2 separate regions of the Homo sapiens genome follow, and region 2 is linked to region 1. Evidence: chromatin contacts called from ENCODE Hi-C or POLR2A ChIA-PET data. All regions are on one chromosome and are shown on one strand. The core of a region is the stretch at or near the end of the contact, and the rest is flanking DNA. Distances in the headings are between cores, read along the strand shown.

Evidence for each region. A loop is a pair of places that touch in the nucleus more often than their neighbours do. ChIA-PET counts read pairs that join two places held with the same protein, here RNA polymerase II (POLR2A). Pooled maps may share reads with other maps.
Region 2: a loop to region 1 is called in a pooled map, with 3 times the contacts of the local background. The contact joins the enhancer-like site here to the promoter of MAPT in region 1. A Hi-C loop is called at or near these places in 1 of 50 pooled maps. POLR2A ChIA-PET finds 5 or more read pairs at or near these places in 2 of 52 experiments (SK-N-SH and activated CD4-positive, alpha-beta T cell).

The regions. Positions count from the first base shown.
Region 1 is chr17:45,892,081-45,898,479 of GRCh38, reverse strand. MAPT (microtubule associated protein tau) reads right to left here and starts at 3,926. Exons shown (of 13, transcript NM_001377265.1): 1 at 3,794-3,926. It overlaps MAPT-AS1 (MAPT antisense RNA 1), which reads left to right and starts at 2,967. Exons shown (of 2, transcript NR_024559.1): 1 at 2,967-3,000. MAPT-IT1 (MAPT intronic transcript 1) reads right to left here and starts at 2,697. Exons shown (of 1, transcript NR_024560.1): 1 at 1-2,697. RefSeq lists enhancers at 441-1,325, 2,212-3,097, 3,098-3,983.
Region 2 is chr17:46,176,111-46,182,557 of GRCh38, reverse strand. The region is part of intron 1 of KANSL1 (KAT8 regulatory NSL complex subunit 1); the gene reads left to right. Among named protein-coding and RNA genes, the nearest start is that of KANSL1, 14 kb to the left of the region's middle. Within about 2 kb of position 3,102, at least 3 of the 41 ENCODE cell types and tissues checked have a DNase peak (open chromatin) inside an H3K27ac peak, as active enhancers do.

The DNA of each region.
Region 1 (6,399 bases), core at 2,677-5,176:
CGACCTCCAAGGGCATGAGGGTCAAAGGGCACGTTTAATAGAAAGGCCACTTTTTCCAACCGGAATAAATCTAACCTTTCCTCAATCAAAGCGATTCTAAGTTTTCTAACAATTTATGGGCAGTATCCATTTCTTTTGTTCCTGTCGGAGGAGCAATGCCTGATATTAGAAACCACTTAAAAGTCACGCCCTTCCAGCAGGAACAGTCATGGACTGTCACTCATCCAAAACCCAGCAAAGCCAACAAGCCCCTTCCCCAAATCGTCCAAAGGTGAACCCAAGAGCCAAGCCAGGTTATTGCTATATAAACATCTGTTAGAGAAGCAAACTTGGCCAAGGAATGTATGAGCTTCAAGAGTCACTCCGGACCTGCGTAGCAGGGGTGGGGGCAGGGGATACACTTATCTGTTTATCCATTAATTTGTTTACGTAGAGGGAGGATTTGGAGATGCTTATACAGTAAATATAAGCAGCTTATACAGTAATTATAATACAATGCTTATACAGTAAATACAATGCTTATACAGTAAATATAAGCAGCCATCACAAAACACAAAATGACACCCCAGAATCAACCGCGGTAGGAAAGACATTTCCCTGTCTCCTGTAGGATGGGTCAGTTAAGGGGCCGAGGGGGATCAGATAGAACTCAAATTGGTCCTGCTGAGCCTGGAGCCTGAGCACGCAGAGGGGTGAGCTAGGCAGTCGCTGTCGGAGCCCCCATCATCCCTTCCAGCCTGGACCATTCTGAGACGGAGGTTTGGAGTTACAGGTGTGTGAGCGCCAGAGGGTGAGAGGGGTCACTCGCTCGGAATGTAAGAGCTCCCGCCTGCTGGGAATGGGGAGGAGTCGTCGATGGCCCCAGGATCCGTGCCCAGACATTTCCAGAGGCGCACCGGCTGGTTCAGCACCCCACCGTCATCCGCGCAAAAGCTGCATCCCTCGAGGTCCTGGAGGGAAGCCATTTCCTTAAAGCGCGCGCAGAGCCAGGATAGAGTTTCCTACGAAGGACCGTCCCCCTGAGGTTCCTCCATTAACAGCGCCCCCGGCCTTGCCCACCGCAGCGGCCCCACCAAAGCGCCAACACATTTCAAAATGGAGCGAAATCGCAGAAGCGCGGAGTGCGCTTTGTTCCCAGCATTGGGCTAAATGCGCTCATCCCCACCGGGCTCCCTTTCCTCCAAAGGCAGGAGGTGACATCTCTGCTCGCGAGATGGCAATACGTAGCCGTGGCCGCGGGCTCCCCTTTTCCGGGGCCACCCCGAGACCCTCGCTCCATCTGGAAGGGGAACCCCGCGCCCAGCTCTGTCTGGGGGCGAGGGAGGAGAGACGATGCTTGAATCGATCCCTGAGCCGCTCTGCAACCCCTCGCGGCGGGCCCAGCCATGCGAGGAGCCTCGCAGTACCCAGGCTCCAGCCCTCTACGCCACCGTCAAGGAGGGTCGGCCTGGTCCCGGGCGGGCAGCCAAGCCATTCCCCAGAAATTCAGATCAACCTGGGCGACCCGCGTGGAGGATTCAGCTCCTAGATGCTCTTCCGTCTCAGAAGTGCGCCCCCCGCACCAGTTTTCAGCGATAGAATTAACCAGAAAACCGTGCGTACCAGGTTCATCACAGGAGGGCGAGGCATGGATTCGTTGGCCAGGAGTTCCCCCTGCCGCCCCAGACTCGGTTTTGGGGGCGCGGTGAACTTGGACACGGGTGAAATTTATTTAAGATAAATAATATTAATCAGTACGGACATAATATTAATAAAAATACACCCAGGGCCGCCTATCTGCGTGTCTGCGGCCTCCAGGGGCCAATCAGAAACAGCCTCAGGCGCGGGGGTTCGGGGCTTCCTCCCGTGTCCTCCAGGAGGCCGACTGGGCGCGGCTCCCCCTACCCCAGGGTCCCCAATCTCCGCAGGGAAGGGGTGAGGCCAGCCCCAAGATCCCCTCTCCGGACACCTGTGGTTTCCATGGCAATCCCCCCTCTGCGCCCAGTCCAGTGGGCTCAGAAAGATGGGTGTGGCCGAAGCACCAGTAACCTTATGCCCCTTCCTCACATTCTCCGGCCAGGCGAAGCAACAGGGCGTAAAGCCGGAGAGGCCCCGCCAGGGCTCCCCACCCATCCCCGGATGGGTAGCCAGCGTCCCTCGCTGGGCAACCTGGTGTGGCGTGGCCCTCAGGACACTTGGGGTGTAGGGAGGGGCGAGATCCCTCTGCCGCCGCCCGCAGCGCGCACGGAGACTCGAATCCCATCCCTTCAGAAGCTTCCCGGCGCCGGCAGACTCCGAGACGAGGCTGCGCGCGGTCACGCCCGTTCCATGCGTGCCGGGGGTCGGGGGGTTGACTCGAGTTCATCGAACCCAGCAAGCCTCGAGATCCAACAATGGGCTCGGAAATGAGGAGCGAAAAAGGAAAGAGAGGCGCATGGGCGTAGGGGGGAGGTTGACTGAACACCCTCAGAATAAAAGCCAGAAACCAGGGCTGGGAGCGCAGATCACGTAACCTCTACAGACAAAGCAAAGAGCCCCCGAAGAAGGTGCTGGGCGAACGCCCCCAGTGCTCACGCCCGCAGCAGCAAAACGCCAAGATTTCAGCGCTGATTGTCCCCCTCCCTTTAATGCCAGGCCCCGCCCTGTCCTATGAAGCCCGGCCACCCGGTTTGGCATGGCACCGTAAAGACGTGACACGCCGAAAAAAGATGGCACCTCGCGTTCCGAGGGGGAAAAAAAGGGGGGCTGGGGGCGGGAGTGGGAGGAGGCACAGCCTATCCTCCCCCTTCCTCGCCCACCAGGGTCCACACCCACTGCCGCAGTGAGGGGCGAGCCCTGCGCGCCAGCCCCGCGCCTCCGGCAGGGAGCGCACACGCCGGGCGCCCTGCGCTCCGAGCGCTGAGAAAGAAATCCGCCCCGAGATGCACCTGCAGCCCCGCGCCCATCCGTGCGTGGCTGCGGCTGTGCGTGCCCGCGAACGGGGACCAGCGGCCGCCGAGTCCGTCCACATCGCCAGGCCAGGTGAACCCTGCCTTTGCGAGCGTGCACAGTGGGATCCGCGCACTGTTCTCAGGCACGGCGCTGCTCGCGTCTCTGTGCCAGGCGTGCGCAGGGGGAAGGGCAACTAAAGTGACAGCGCGTGGACCCCTCCCCATCTCCTCGATTTCTCCCAGCCCCCAAATGTCCCCTACGGGTTTCTGAAGGAGGAAAAGGGGAGGGGGCCGGCCCCCGCCTAAAATCAGGGGCAGTGAAGGCCCTGTCGGAATCACTGCTCGGGAGGTGCAGGGAGGGGCGTGCAGGGAGTCATCTTTTCTAGAACCCGATCCACGTCTTTCTTAGAGCTGATGGCGAACAGCGGCAGGGACAGCGGATTTCAGATTCGGTTTCGGGGGTCGTTATCGGACCCCTCCACACACACACACACACACACACACACACACACACACACACACGCCCATTGCGGCAAAAGGCTGCAGTCGAGAGTGAAGGGCAGCCCCCTCCCCCAAGTCACCGCCGCCGCGCCCCACCCTGCCGGCACAGCCTCCACCTGGGGTCTGCGCGAATCTGGTGGTGAAGACCCTCCAGCACACACACACGCGCGCACTCACGCGTGCGTGCATCCCTTGCTCAGGTCCCTTTCCAGGCCGCCCTGGCCCCAGCCCCCGAGCAGGGGAGGCAGGGAGGGGCCCTGCGGTGGCCCCGACCGATGCCCGGCGCACGAAGCCCCAGTCTGCGGAGAGGGAGGGCGAGGGGCGGCGGCGCAGGGGTGCACAGAGGCGGACGGCGAGGCAGATTTCGGAGCCGCGGCGCTTACCTGATAGTCGACAGAGGCGAGGACGGGAGAGGACAGCGGAGGAGGAGAAGGTGGCTGTGGTGGCGGCGGCAGAAGGTGGGCGGTGGCAGCGGCGCTGCTGTTGGTGCCGGAGCTGGTGGGTGGCGGTGACTGCGAGGGCGCGCGCCGGCGAAGAGGGCGCGTTCCTGAGGCCGGCGGGCGGCGCAGGCGCGAGCAGCGGGAACGCGAGCCTCCCCAGGGGAGGGGGCGGGCAGCGCGGCCTCCGCGGGAGCCTTCTCCTCCGGCCACTAGTGGGCGCGCGCGAGCGCCCTGCCGCTCGGCCGTCCGGCGTCTCCCGGCTCGTTCCTCTCGGCGCTGCCCTTTCGCGGTCCCCCTCCCGCTACGCCTCAGGCCGCGGCGCTGACCGCAGCGCGCACGCGCGTTCCGTGGCGCACGCGCTTTCTCCACCTCCTGTAGTTGGAGTCTTTGTGTCGTTGCGGGGGTGGGTGTCCTCCTTCGGGCCATGCGGGGTCGGGGCAAGGCCAGTGGCTCCGCCGCTGGGTCCGCTGCCCTTTACTTTCAGTCAGCCTGGGGCGGTGTCCTCTCCTACAGAAGTCCTGAGCGGCCTTCCACGTGGCCGGCCCTCGAGTCCGTCCGCCCCGACCCTTCGTAGTCCCGAAACCGCCCCCCTGGCTAAGGTCTCTTTCCCCCAGGCTGCTTCCTTTCTCCTTGCTTTTTTCCCACCTTTTTTGTTACTGACCAAGGTGAATCCTTTCCTTAACAAATCGGCTTAAAGCAAGCTAACTCAGTTACAATACAGTAGAACTGTACTTAAAAAAAAAGAAACGTGAATCTAACCGTTACGTCAGAAAAAAAAATCTTAAATTAGACGAATTTCAAACAGTGCTTAACACATCGCAGAGCATTTGCAGTTATTTGTATCACGTCTTTTGAAACACCTTTATGCTGTAAATAGAGCTTGAAGTCTGAATGTTTAAGGGCCAGCTAGAGATTGTCCCCTGGAAGACGCACCTCAGCCTGAAACTGACCAGTGGTCCTCATTCTGCTGGTCGCCCAGGCCCCAGGCTTCGGCCTTAGCTTGGATTTTTCATTTCCCCAACATCAAGTTTAAGCCCAAGCAGTGGGATGATTTCTATGTAGGGGGGTTTAGGGCAGCCATCTCCTCCTAGGGAGATGGGAAGTTGTCTTGAAGCTCCAATTTGCATAGCTCTTATATTCTTTTTAAAAAATCAACATATGTTATAGATTAATAGAAAAAGCAAGTAAAATGCTTTATTCACACAGTTTCTGGAACTGACCTTTTTCTCCTTTTTTTTTTTAAATGCATATTAACTTTATTTTTAAACAGAGGGGCATATACCCAAAGAAGTAGGAGTGAGAACCACCATGGGGGCTTGCTCAAAGCAATCTGCCCTAGCCTTCTGACTACAGAATGTCTCATGAGCCAATGGCCTGGAGATGGAGCTGCCCCTTGATGGTGTACACCTTAGAAAAGTCAGTGGAATTGACCTTTTTTTGGAGACAAGGTCTTGCTCAGGCTGGAGTGCAGTGGCACAATCGTAGCTCACGGCAAGCTTGAACTCCTGGGGCTCAAGCAATCTTCCCACCTCAGCCTTCTGAGTTGCTGGGACTACAGGTGGGCACCACCACACCTGGCTAACTTTTTTTTTTTTTTTTTTTTAGAGAGGAGGTCTTGCAGTGTTGCCCAGGCTGCTTTCTAACTCCCACCTCAGCCTCCCAAAGCGTTGGGATTACAGGCATGAGCCACTGCACTCAGCCTGGAATTGACTTTTTGTTGTTGTTGTTCTAACTGCCACCATCCTAGTTCAAGACCTCTATCTTGGTTCTGGACATGTAGGGACCTTAGTGATCTCCTTGCTCTCCAGTTTCTCCCTATATCAGCCCACCCTGCAACCCCTAGTTAGATCAGTATTCAGAAGTGATCATTTTATTTATTTATTTTTGGTTTTTTGTGTGTGTTTGTTTTGTTTTTTTGAGATGGAGTCTCGCTCTGTTGCCCAGGCTGGAGTGCAGTGGCACGATCTCGGCTCACTGCAACCTGTTTCCCGGGTTCAAGCGATTTTCCTGTCTCAGCCTCCCAGCTACTGGGATTACAGGCATATGCCACCACTCCCGGCTAATTTTTGTATTTTTAGTAGGACGGGATTTCACCATGTTGGCCAGGCTGGTCTCGATCTCCTGACCTCAGGTGACCCAAGCTCCTCAGCCTCCCAAAGTGCTGGGATTACAGGTGTGAGCCACCACACCTGGCCCAGATCATTTTAATTATGTCACTCTCTTGCTCAAAAATATGTAAAAGCTTCTAACTGCCTCCTAAATTAAGTTCAACCCCTTAGTTTAGCTTTCAAGTGTCCCCCCAATGCCCCAACCCCCCATCATCTGAGCCCTTGTCCTCCCATTTTCTTTCCCACCTACTCTGTAGCCAGCTGAAGTGGCTTGACTAGAACTCTTTTTCCACCTCTGTAATTCTGAGGTTTTCCTTTGCCTACAAAGGTCCTTGTTCTTTCTTCACCCACCAGTAGTCTACCTAACCTTCAAACTCTAGCTCAAATTTTACCAAAGCCTTCCCTAATCACCCCAACTGGAAGGGACATTTCCAGTCTCTA
Region 2 (6,447 bases), core at 1,853-4,352, 280 kb before region 1:
TCAGTTAAGAAGCCCTGTTGGCCAAGGAAATTGATAATGGTCTTGTGGGTGACACACATTATCTCTTTGTTTTATAGTAAAAATTTTGTCTCTCCTTCCCCATTGTATTCCACAACAAATCTACTTTTGTTCATATGTAAAATAAATACTTTGCAGTGCATTCCATAATGTAGCTTGCAGTACTTCATCACAAATCACTGTTCTTTTCCTCTCTTTCTCTTGAGAAGCTGTACATATACCACCTGATTCATGCAAGTTGTTTTGTGGATCATGCCCCACGTCTTTCCCATTATTTTGATTGTGTCAATTTTTTGATTCGTGTTTCCTCCTTTTTCTCTTCTTAGTAAAATCTTACACTTGAGGGCAACCCCCACGAGGCCTTTTTGACTTCTCTAGTCCAGTCATTTAGGGCTTACAGCACTTACTATGTACCAAGCTCTCGATAAAGTTAGCACGCTAAAGAAGGGTGCTGTTAAGGAATTTTGCTTGTCTTGGAAATAGAATTAGTTAACAATTAGGGAAAATTCAGATAATTTGAACTGAATGACAGTGACTTTAAGTGCATTATACAATTCAAGCAGGAAGAAAGTGATATGAATTGGAAGAGTCTAAGAAGTTTTTGTGGAGATGCTATGTATTGAAAAATTAGTAAGTTTGGGGACAAAAAAAAAAAGTAGAAGAAGGACCTTCCAGGTAGAGGTAGCAACATAGGCAAAGATACGGAGTTGGGAATCTGTGGGGAGTTCTGGGTCCGTATCAATTGATGTGCTTGCCCTGACGTTAAGTTTCATCTTGAAGAATTTGAACTCATTAAAAAGGTGTGAGGGGCTGGGTGTGGTGGCTCATGCCTGTAATTCCAGCACTTTGGGAGGCCGAGGCGGGTCGATCACCTGAGGTCAGGAGTTCGAAACCAGCCTGGCCAACGTGGTGAAACCCCATCTCTACTAAAATTACAAAAAAATTAGCTGGCTGTGGTGGCAGGCACCGGTAATCCCAGCTGCTCGGGAGGTTGTGGTAGGAGAATCGTTTGAACCTGGGAGGCGGAGGTTGCAGTGAGCGGAGATCGCGCCATCGCACTCCAGCCTGGGGGACAAGAGCGAGACTTTGTCTCAAAAAAAAAAAAAGTGTGAGGAACTTGTTCAGAGTAGGAAAGTGAGATGATAAAAAGGTAAAGGATAGTTTGGGGCACTGAGGCACTAGTCAGGAAGCTGTTGTGATAATCTAGACAGGAGCTGATGAGGACCTGGGCTAGACTGATAGTGTTAGAAGTATAGAGAGGACATACCAAACCTGAAAAGCTTCGTGAGAAAAGAAGGATTTCGTCACAAAGGAGATGAAATTATGAAGGAAAAGAGAGCTTTCTTTCCATTCTTTATAAGCCATCATGTTTTTGTTTGTCATATATTTGGCCTTTTTGTTAGACTGGCCCCTTCACATTTCTGGATTTAAGCTTTGGTAGAGACTTTGACTATTATTTTCTGGTTGAAGTTCTCATTGCATCCTATCTGGATTATTGTGGTAGCTTTTTTATTGGTCTTTGCCATCTATAGATGCCTTTTTACTTACTTTCAATCCATCCTACCCAACTGATCTCTCTAAAGCACAGTCTGATGTTTCACTCCCATTTAAAAAGTGTTTAATGATACTCTGCTGTCATTATTTTATATATACATATACATATATATGTGTGTGTATATATATATGTATATACTTTTTATTTTTCAGAGACTCGATCTCGCTATGTTGACCAGGCTGGTCTCAAACTCCTGGCCTCAAGCAATCCTTTTGCCTTGGCCTCCCAGAGTGCTGGGATTACATGTCTGAGCCGCTGCACCTGGCCTCTGCTGTCTTTGTTTGTTTGTTTTTGTTTTTGAGACAGAGCCTCTCTTTGTCGCCCTGGCTGAAATGCAGTGGCTCAATCTTAGCTCATTGCAGCCTCTGCCTCCTGGGTTCAAGTGATTCTCATGCCTCAGCCTCCCTAGTAGCTGGGACTACAGGCACCTGCCATCATGCCCGGCTAAATTTTTTATTTTTATTTTTATTATTTATTTCTTTTTTTGAGATGGAGTCTCACTTTTGTCACCCAGGCTGGAGTGCAATGGTGCGATCTCGGCTCACTGCAACCTCTGCCGCTCAGGTTTCAGCGATTCTCCTACCACAGCTTCCCGAGCAGCTGGGATTACAGGTGCCCGCCACCACACCCAGCTGATTTTTTTGTATTTTTATTAGAGGCGGGTTTTCACCACGTTGGCCAGGCTGGTTTCAAACTCCTGACCTCAGGTGATCCACCCGCCTCAGCCTCCCAAAGTGCGGGGATTGCAGGCGTGAGCCACTGTGCCTGGCCCCTCTACTGTCTTTAAGTCTGAATTAAGGCTATTAAAGGCTGTCCGTTAAGGATCTGGCTTCAAACTGCCTTTCCACCTTCATTCTACTATTTCCTCTATTAAAATATGCTTTGTGTTTTAAGCAAATTGTTAATTTTTTTTTTTTTTTAAGATGGAGTCTCGCTCTTGTTACCCAAGCTGGAGTGCAGTGGCCCGATCTCAGCTCACTGCAACCTCTGCCTCCTGGGTTCAAGCAATTATCCTGTCTCAGTCTTCCAAGTAGCTGGGAGTACAGGTGCGCGCCTCCACACCCGGCTAATTTTTGGTAATTTTAGTAGAGATGGGGTTTCGCCATGTTGGCCAGGCTGGTCTCCTGATCTCAGGTGATCTACCCGCCTCAGCCTCCCAAAGTCCTGGGATTATAGGCATGAGTCACTGCGCCCGGCCCAAATTGTTCATTTCTTTTAACCTTCAGAATGTCGCCTTTTCCCACACAGCGTTGCCTTTTCTTATGCCATTTCCTCTCACTAGAATGCCACATTACCATTCTCTTGTCCTAGCCTTTTGCATAATGACATTTTAGCTAATTTTCAAGTCTCAGCTAAAATTGCGGCAACTTCATGGACACTTCCCTAATCATCCTTCCTGCTGTTTCTTTCCGTCCTTTGTGTAGAGAAATGAGGTAATGGTGAAGGAAGAGGTTAGTAGAAGCCACATTATGGGCAAACTTTTCTTCCCCATCTGATTTTTGCTTTTGCTTTCAGTGCAAGTGTGGTTGTAATACTTGTTGGCCACCTGGATGACCTATTCCTTCCCCTTTGTTCTCTGCAGCTAAATATTTTTGCAAGGTGGATGCTTCCAGGTTATTCTTGTGTATCTGGAGTCTTGTCTTGGAAATTGACTGGGAATAAATGAGGTTTTCATTTGTGGGTGTGGAGTTAGTTCTGACTTACAGTATTTGAAGCAGCTGGATACGTTTTGCTTTTGAAAGAGTATATATATGTGTGTGTATAATCTTTAGGATATGGTTCTCTGTTGGGAGGTGTGATGTTGAACCCCCCAGCTCCCATATTTGACATGTCTGGAGACATTTTTGATTGTCATAATTTTCAGAAGGGCACTACTAGCATCTAGTGGGTGGAAAACAGAGATGTTGCTAAACATGCTACTGCCAGGATAGCCCCCTGTGATAGATTACTCATCGTGAGATGTCAGTTAGTGGTTAGGTTGAGAAACTCTATCCTAGAAGTATATTTTTGCTTCCCAAGTGCCACTTGTGTTAGGTAGAAGTTTGTCCTTGGACCGATGGTGCAATTTAGAATAATAGAATTAACATAGGAAGGGACCCTAGAGGTCACATATTTGAACTTTATCCCAACTTGTATTTCTCACAATGATGTTTCTGCTTGATATTAATAGATGTAATGGAAAAAGGTGCTTGTTAAAAAAGTTTGGTAAAGGTAAACATTTGCATATTCAGTATGATGCAATACGTTGTGAGTCTCCATCTGGGAAGTTTTTCCGAAATGTATTTGCTTGCTGAGTGCATTTAACATCTTCCAGACCCTAAAATACTTCTTTGAAACTGAGAGAGAAACTATTGATTATCTAGCCCAACCTTTTATAGCTAAATGACCTTGAATAGGTAGCCTTTTCTTTTATCTGTACAAGCTTACTGCAGAATCTCAATTTGTGTGAGTGACAGCAGGTGTAGCAGCTCCATCTGTATTTGTCAGATTATAGTTTACTAACTGAATGAACTAAAAATTGGGATATTTGGGGCTTGAATTTTTATTCTGAATGTACAGTCTGACTTTATCCCCACCGGTAAATTAGAAATTATAATCTCAGCCCTAATTCTACTGCCCAGGTTGTTATGAGGATTAATCAGTTAATTATAGCTTTTAAGGCTTTGTATTCTTTGGAGAAAGATGATTTATCAGATAGGCTGTTGTGCTGTTTGTGTAGAACTGCTTCCTTTTTTTGTTTTTCGTTTTTTTTTCCTTTAGCCCTGAGCTTCTCTAAGAACTGCTTAAATTTGACAGTCTTTCCCTGCTTTACATTGTCAAAGATTGAAGCTTTTTGAATTTTGTAGGGGTCAAGTGGGATAGGAATCATTGTTTTGCTCTGTATATTAAATTTAAGAATGTTACTATGGGCCGGGCGTGGTGGCTCATGCCTGTAATCCCAGCACTTTGGGAGGCCAAGGTGGGCAGATCACGAGGTCAGGAGATGGAGACCATCCTGGCTAACATGGTGAAACCCTGTCTCTACTAAAAATACAAAAAACTAGCTGGGCGTGGTGGCGGACGCCTGTAGTTCCAGCTACTGGGGAGGCTGAGGCAGGAGAATGGCGTGAACCCGGGAGGTGGAGCTTGCAGTGAGCTTAGATCACGCCACTGCTCTCCAGCCTGGGTGACAGAGCGAGACTCCATCTCTTAAAAAAAAAAAAAGAATGTTACTGTGATTTTGTTTTACTTAGTTATTGGCTCTTTAAGAATTTCCATTGTTTTCTTTTTGTTTCTCTCCATTTTATTATAGAAGTAATACATGTTTATGGTGGAGACTTTACATAAGCCAAGAAACAAAAGACAAAAGAATCTTAACCAATGACTTTTTAAAGCAAAATTGAGATGATACTGTGTTTTGTTTTGTAACTTTTTTTCATTTAATAATGAAGCAAGCACTTTTCTATGTTAGTAAATATAGCTCTGCCACACTTAGGGTTGCACAGTATTCCATTGTATGGATATTTAATAATTTAACCGAGTTTTTGGCATTCAGTTTTCTTTTTATTATAAACAACATCATGAAATATTAAAAGTAAGTCTAGACATAACAGGGAAAAGATTAAAGTACTAAACTTAGGTGGTGGTTTATGGCAATTGTAGCTAATTGCAAACTAGGTGCATTAAAAAGCCATGGAAATTCATTCCTTCTATGTTTCCTTTTTGTTTCCAGTGTAATAAAAGTGCAAATAATACTGGGTGGTTGCTCCAGGTACGTGGCCAAGTAATTGAAAGTATCTTATTTCATCATCATAGCATCCTTGTCGGGAAGGCTCTGTTACTTGTAGATGAGGAGACTTAAAGAACAGAATAGTTAAGTAACCTACAGGAGGTGGAGCCAGGATGGGAACTGAGATTTGCTCACTTGAGTCAGTGCTCCTCTTACTTATGAATATCTTTGGGAGTAATGTTGAATCTTAGCATAGTATTTCGAGTCAATAAAGGTATGTCAAGTCAATAAATGGTATTTCTTTGGTATAGAAATCTCAAGATTTAGGAATTAGGAATGGGAATTTTTTCGGAAAAAGTGGTCACTTTTTCCTGTTCTCTGCACTCTCTCTCCTCCCCCACCCCCTTACTTAGATGATTGTTTTAGTAACTACACTATGCTGTGTATCCTATGGGGATATTGAGACCAAGGATAAAGTGCAAATCAAATAAACTATTGTCTTTGAAGTGTATATGTTAATGTCAAGTTCATAGACATCATTTCAGAGAAGTCTTGGAGTAGATGGGATTTTTTTTTTTTTTTTTAAGATGGAGTCTTGCTCTTGTTGCCCCGGCTGGAGTGCAGTGGTGCAATCTTGGCTAATTGCAACCTCTGCTGCCTGGGTTCAGGTGATTCTCATGTCTCAGCCTCCCAGGTAGCTGGGATTACAGGCGCTCGCCGCCACACTCAGCTGATTTTTGTATTTTTAGTAGAGACAGGGTTTCACCATGTTGACCAGGCTGGTCTTGAACTCCTGACCTCAGGTGATACGCCTGCCTCGGCCTCCCAAAATGCTGGGATTACAGGCGTGAGCCACTGTGCCCAGCTGGAGTAGATGGGATTTAAGCCGGCATTTTTTCTTAAAGTTGTAAGCTTTAAAGAATTGAATAATCTCAGAATAACTTTGAGAAGTTTACTACTTAAGCACCTTCTGTGATGTGATGTTAATTATGACCCTCTTTTTCATTTGTGCTGGAGTGAGCCTGGGTTTTCCTAAGTTTTATGTAAGTCATAAAGCATATTTGTGCCCTTGCTTGGGTCCTCAGAGGGAAGCTGTTTCCTGCCCTTGCTAAGTCTTACTGTAGTGCTGTCAGGCAGTAGGGTACAATTACTCTTCACATGTTGT